Linked DNA regions of Mus musculus: region 2 is linked to region 1. A link is a loop called in an ENCODE intact Hi-C map of the cell type or tissue named here. Cell type or tissue: heart. All regions are shown on one strand. Each heading gives the region's core, and the rest is flanking DNA. Links, peaks and the distances in the headings are about the cores only. Region 1 overlaps Itpkb (inositol 1,4,5-trisphosphate 3-kinase B). Region 2 overlaps Itpkb (inositol 1,4,5-trisphosphate 3-kinase B).

What was found. Hi-C counts contacts between places; a loop is a spot of excess contacts. Peaks named below come from ENCODE experiments on the same cell type or tissue, not always from the same donor. Only the 100,000 strongest peaks of a DNase experiment are listed, where the experiment ranks them.
Region 2: a loop joins it to region 1, with 5 times the contacts of the local background. A loop is called at or near these places in 6 of 42 quality-filtered maps.

What each region holds. Positions count from the first base shown.
Region 1 is chr1:180,420,965-180,423,868 of GRCm38, forward strand. Itpkb (inositol 1,4,5-trisphosphate 3-kinase B) reads left to right here. Exons shown (of 8, transcript NM_001081175.1): 7 at 311-382; 8 at 711-2,695. The coding sequence ends at 926. Among named protein-coding and RNA genes, the nearest start is that of Gm39712, 14 kb to the left of the region's middle. In heart, for the core only: a CTCF peak has its summit at 1,365 (motif pointing left); DNase peaks (open chromatin) are centred at 757, 1,377, 1,657, 2,577 and 1 weaker place; H3K27ac peaks cover 1,531 bases.
Region 2 is chr1:180,334,978-180,337,881 of GRCm38, forward strand. All of the region lies in intron 2 of Itpkb (inositol 1,4,5-trisphosphate 3-kinase B), which reads left to right. Among named protein-coding and RNA genes, the nearest start is that of Itpkb, 6.0 kb to the left of the region's middle. In heart, for the core only: no CTCF peak of the experiment used is centred there; no DNase peak of the experiment used is centred there; H3K27me3 peaks cover 643 bases.

The DNA.
Region 1 (2,904 bases), core at 113-2,612:
CCTGTCTTTAGTCAGGAGCACAGCACTCAGTGGTCAGGAAGTTACCATAGCAACCAGTTCTGGCCTCTGCCTCAGCTGGCTGGCTGGCATGCTGGCACGGGCCAGCACTGCGAGAGGATGAGCGGCCACAGTCCTCTGGAAAAGGTATAACTGAGCTCAGCTGGGGTAGATGAAGAAGTCGGAGTAAAATTGGTTCAAGGTCACTGCTAGCTGTAATTCCAAGAGTCCAACGAACTAAATAGACCTGACGCACCGCCCCTCCCCTCCACACACACAGAGTGTGTGAATCTCTGACCATCTCTGCCTTCAGATCGCCTACCGGGACCGGCTGAAGGCCATTCGAGCGACCCTGGAAATCTCTCCCTTCTTCAAGTGCCACGAGGTAGGGTACTGCGCCCTCAGCCCCACAGACACACACTGCCTGCTTGACTGACACCCCTCCCCATCACCCCTAGTCCCAATAGGAAGTGAAATCGCTGATCTAAGCGCCTCTCAGGATCATTACAGCCTCAAGCCTTCCTTTGCCTCTTAAATACCTGGGCACCCCAGCCACGTCTCCCCCTAACCCCGATGTCCTCCAGGCACTGCTCCCCTCCCTTCTGGCCCTGTCAGGTCTATCCCCCCCCCACACACACACACACACAACCCTGCCCCTCCCTGTCCTGGCGCCGTTTCCCTGGTCCCTCTCTCACAGCCCTGCTTCCTTCCAGGTCATTGGCAGCTCTCTCCTCTTCATCCATGACAAGAAGGAGCAAGCCAAGGTGTGGATGATTGACTTTGGGAAAACCACGCCCCTTCCGGAAGGCCAGACCCTACAACACGACGTCCCCTGGCAGGAGGGGAACCGGGAGGATGGCTACCTCTCAGGGCTGGACAACCTCATCGACATCCTGACGGAAATGTCCCAGGGCAGCCCACTCACCTGAGGCCACCGCCACCGTGCATAGCCGTGCCACTTTGCCCGCCACCTCTGCCTGTCGCCTCTCTCCTCCCCTAATTCTTCCTTTTCCTGTCTGAGCGCCTACCTAGAACAGAGCCTCCCATCTGCACTACAGGACACTTTGGAGAAAAAAAAGAGATTTTTTTTTTCTAGATCTTTACTTCCCCGGCCTCCTACATAGGGGCTTGGAGGTGGCGTTTCTCATGCTCTCTAAATAGAACCACCTTCTCGAAGAGAATTACACAAAGCTAGGCCCCACATCCTGTTACACTCAGAGTCGGCACGGGTCCAGAAGGCCGTGTGATCCCTGGTTGCCTAAAGTCTTGAGAGATTAAGCCTCCCTCTGGGAGACACTGCCCCCCTCCCAGAAAATTCTGGCCCACACTGGCTACCAGTAGGGACCTTGCTGCCCCCTAGTGGCTAATGCCATCAGTAAGCACAGTCCCATTTGTGCCTCTCACCACGGGCCCTGAAGCCAGGACAGGGACCTGATTTCTGGGAGTTGGAAATACAATCTCTGGGGTTCTGCATCTGGATTATGAGCAAAGTCTCCTCCAGTGGGAAGTCCCAGCTCCCAGGGACACTGAGTGGCTTCTCTAGAGATGCTAAATCAGGGCCCCACCTTGCCAGCCTAGGAGGAGTATGGAGAGCAGCTCCATTTTTAAAGAACGTCACCCTTCCATCTGGGAGCATTGCCCGTGAATTCAGAGAGGACATTCTGCAAGCGGAGTTTCAGGGGATGACGTCACCTCCTAGAGCTACTGATTACTGCCCTTAATCTGCTTGCTGTGGGAAGGTCCAGAGCTGGGCACAATACTCAAGGCTCACACCAACCTCCAGGGAGCAATCACTAGGCAGCAGTTCTGAGAGCCAGCCACACCCGGGAGAGCAATCACTAGGCCTTAGGGAACCAGGATTCTGGCTTCCTGGAATGATCCCTGAGTTTCCCTTGAAATCACTCACTCTCCCAGCTTGAAGGACTTAGACCGGTGTTTCTCCATGTAATTCGGTAGTTGCCAGAGTTGTTCAGAGGGCTGCCCAAGCCTTCCTCTTGCTCGAGTTCTGAGCTTCTTGAAGGGCTATGGGAAGATAGATCATTGTTATTCGCCACTTCAGCTCTGAAGCAAGTAGCCTCTCTGATTGAAAAGAGTGTACAACTTGTATGACTTTTTAAAAGACAAAACTCCTAGCTCTGTTGCTGTTTGGAGCTATCCTCTTCACCTCTGGGCTTATCACCTCCTCTTTTACTGAGAGACTCTGGATGGCATGTACAGAGGCTCCTCTGGGATCCACGCCAGCAGGCACTGATTAGGGACCAAGGGGAATGGGGTAGACCAACGTGTACACACCTGGCGACATAGCTTTGGGCAGGGTTGGCCGTCTTGACTGTCTGCCCCAGCTCCCTGGGGTTTCTAGAGCTATTGGCCCACGTGGCATATGTGCTTCCCCTTCATGCTGGGTGGGTGAGTGACAGTTGGTGGGGGCGGGAGGAGGGACCCACGACGATGTATAAGTACAGATGTTTAAAAAGGAACTCGTTTAAACTTCCTGGCTCCTATTCAGATGGGCGGTGAGCTCCTGTGCGGGCTGACTTGCTAAAGGTCACGCCCCACGCCCCCCCCCATCCTCGGAGCCCAGACCTTGTGACAGCACATGATTGGGAAGATGGGCAGCCAGGCGTGGGGGGAGGGCAGTAGCAACCAGGCATCCAGCTCTGAGCCTCTCCAGCTGTAGTTGCTAGAGGGCTTGAGGTGACCTCGTGGTCTGTACATTGGCCATTTGCTGGGAAGGGGTATCATTAATTCCAAGAGTCTACAGCTATGATCTGGCCAAAAGTTCCCTCCTGCTGTCTCAGAGAAATGTTTGCTAAAGCAAACCACACTATAAACAACAACAACAACAAAAATGCTAGGGACCAGTTTAATGTATGTAAAGAACAAAACATGCCGAGACCTTTAGGGAGG
Region 2 (2,904 bases), core at 128-2,627, 86 kb before region 1:
CTGTGTGGTTGATCTCATTTTTGAGCTGAGGTCAGTCTCTTTCAGAAGGTAATTGTTGAAGCTAGCTCTTCTAAAATGGGATGGCCTTTCTCTTGCCTCTCCATGGAGGATGGGGAGTTTCCTTACCTGGCATGCAAGAGGTTGTAGGGCTTCCTTGTGGGGAAAGCAACATGGTATTTTAGTGGGTAGCCTTCTGGTTTCATCTTGAATGTGAGATTCCACCCATTTGTACCCCAATAACTTTCTCCATCCTTCCTGGCTGTATTACAGTTCCACTCAACACTAAGAAATTTTGGACTCTAAAACACAGTCCTTTCCAGCTTCCATTTCAGAAAACATGGTCTAGTTTTGAAGAGCAGCAATCTCTTTCTCTGTTTTCTGCTGGTAGTCTAGAAAGACAAATGTGTTTGCAAACAGGAGTCCTAATCAGTCATTTGGGGGCCAGGACAGGGCTCCAGGCACCTTGCACCTGCTGCCAGTATTATCACCTTTAGAAAAAGGGCAGACGGGCAGGCGGGCAGTCTGCCTCAGGGGACAGTGGTCACAGGGCAGCTGGGAAATGCATCTTTTTAAAGGTGAGGCTCAATTTCTCTGCCCTCTGCCCAGCAGTTACTCGTAAGTAAGAGAGGGTCTTCTCTCCATTTGTTTTTGAAACCCCAAAGCTGGGCTGGCACACCCAAATAGCTCTGAGTTGTTATGCAGTTTCCACTTGCCCTTTCTGTGGTGGCTGAACAGCTCCTGCTGACTGCTTGCCAAAACAGCCCATACATGCACGTTTGAAAACAAAGTCTTGTTTGGGAGTGAGTTAAAGGGGAGTTAAATAATAACAAGTAACAGGTAAACTGGTTTTGTTGTTGTTGTCGTTGTTCTTCATTTGTAAGATTAAAAGCAGATAAGTAACCAGGGAGGAACTGGTAAGAGAGGCTCAGAGGTGAGACGCTGTTCGCTCCACCTCCCGCCTTTGAACAGGTTCTTTTAGACACCCACAAAGTGGAGTTAGGGAGAAAGACACCACTAGCCTGCTTTGCTCTCTGAAGCATGTGAAACACACACACACACACACACACACACACACACACACACAGAGAGAGAGAGAGAGAGAGAGAGAGAGAGAGAGAAAGACACAGAGAGAGGCAGAGAGACAGAGAGACAGAGAATATGTGTGCACGTGTGCGCGTGCGCATTAGAGTCAGATGAGTGTGGGTAATCAACTGGAAATTATGGAATCCTAGGGACTTTTGCGCTTTGGTTGAGAGCTTGCACTATGAGCAGAGGTCTCTTTTTAGGCTAATCATGATGGTGGAGCTTATCTGGCAAACTGTCTGCTCATTGGGTCAAAAAAAATAACTCATCCCCCGAGACTGCTATTTTGTCTGCAGAAGGCCAGACATCTTGATGGACCTGGGAGGCCTGTGGGCTGCCCGTTTGATGTTTAGTAGATGAAGTCTAAAGTGTCCCTGCCTGTGCTTCTCTAAACCCTTCTGCATTCTCCTCGGACTCGCTTCTGTGTGTACGGCACCACTGCACGACCTCTGAGCACGTTCCCACTTGCCCACTTCGCCTCACACTCATGCTCGCCCTCGCCTTCGCATTGCTCGTACACACTAACACGTGCCTACACATGCTCACACTCAACTCCTGCCTGCCCCCTCACACCCATTCACTCAAACACGTAGGTTGGAAATGGCATGTTCACACAACCAACCCGGGCCTCTGAGCCAAACTAGACCCTGAGGATTTTTACTGCTGCCCCGCCTTCCCAAGTGCCCACTACGGCACACTGCCCCACACTGCCCCATACTGCCTCATGCCTGATTGGGTGTACAGGCAGAATGTGACAGCATATCTACGTCTTCAGGATCAGACACTTGGGATTTGCTTGGAAGGAACAATCGTGCATCCTTCTGCAGCAGCTTAAATTCTGGTCCACTCACACTTCCTGTTCCCTGAGCTCTGAACAGAACCAAATGGCACTGAGCAAGGATGGTGCCCCCTTTCTACTTTCCCCATTGCAGAAAGCATTTATTTCTTATCCTCCTAGATCATTCTATTCAAGAGCCTGGGGCATTAAGATTCCAGGTAGAGAGTATGACATTACAACGCAGAAGCCTCTTAACTTATAAAATAGATTGGATTGGTTTGTTCCAAAAATCTACTATCAATAATGTGTATGTACAAAAAATGGAACAAGGGTCCAGAAAGATGGATCAGCAGGTAAAGATGCTTGCTACCAGGCTGAAGACCAGAGTTTGATACCCAGAACCTAAATGGTAGAAGGAGGGAACTGGTTCTAGCAAGTCATCTATGGCATGCGCACCTATCTACCTACCCTCCCCCACATATACATACACATGCACAAACACATGCATGCATGTATGCATGCAAAAATTCATAAAATAAAATGTAAAAAAAAGTATATTAAAAACTTCAAAACAGTGCTCTAATACCTGTAGAGTATATAAGGAAGTAGACTATCAGAGAGCCTCTGCCTCCTAGTCTTTACTACTTTTAAGGGACACTGGAATTTTGTTTCTTTGGACTTTATTGTGTGTCTGTGGGAGGGGGTGTTATTGAGCAGTTTTGCTTCTTTTCAGTGAAGAATGAATTTGTAAACATAGCACAATTTAACCTGTTTGAGATGATTGTGTGTGTGTGTGTGGTGATTTTATGTTTGATTATCTAATAGTGAGCACTTTTAAGTGGACACTTTAAAAGGCTTATTTATATATGTGTGTGTGTGTGTAAACACAAGTGTGTGGAAATGCTTCTAGAGGTCAGGGCATGTGTGGGATCCCTGGAGCGACTGTGAGTTGCCTGATTTGGGGATTGAGAAAAGAACTCCAGGTCTGCAGAAACCCCAAGTGCTCCTAGCTGCTGAGGCATCGCTCCAGCCTCTGGAAACTT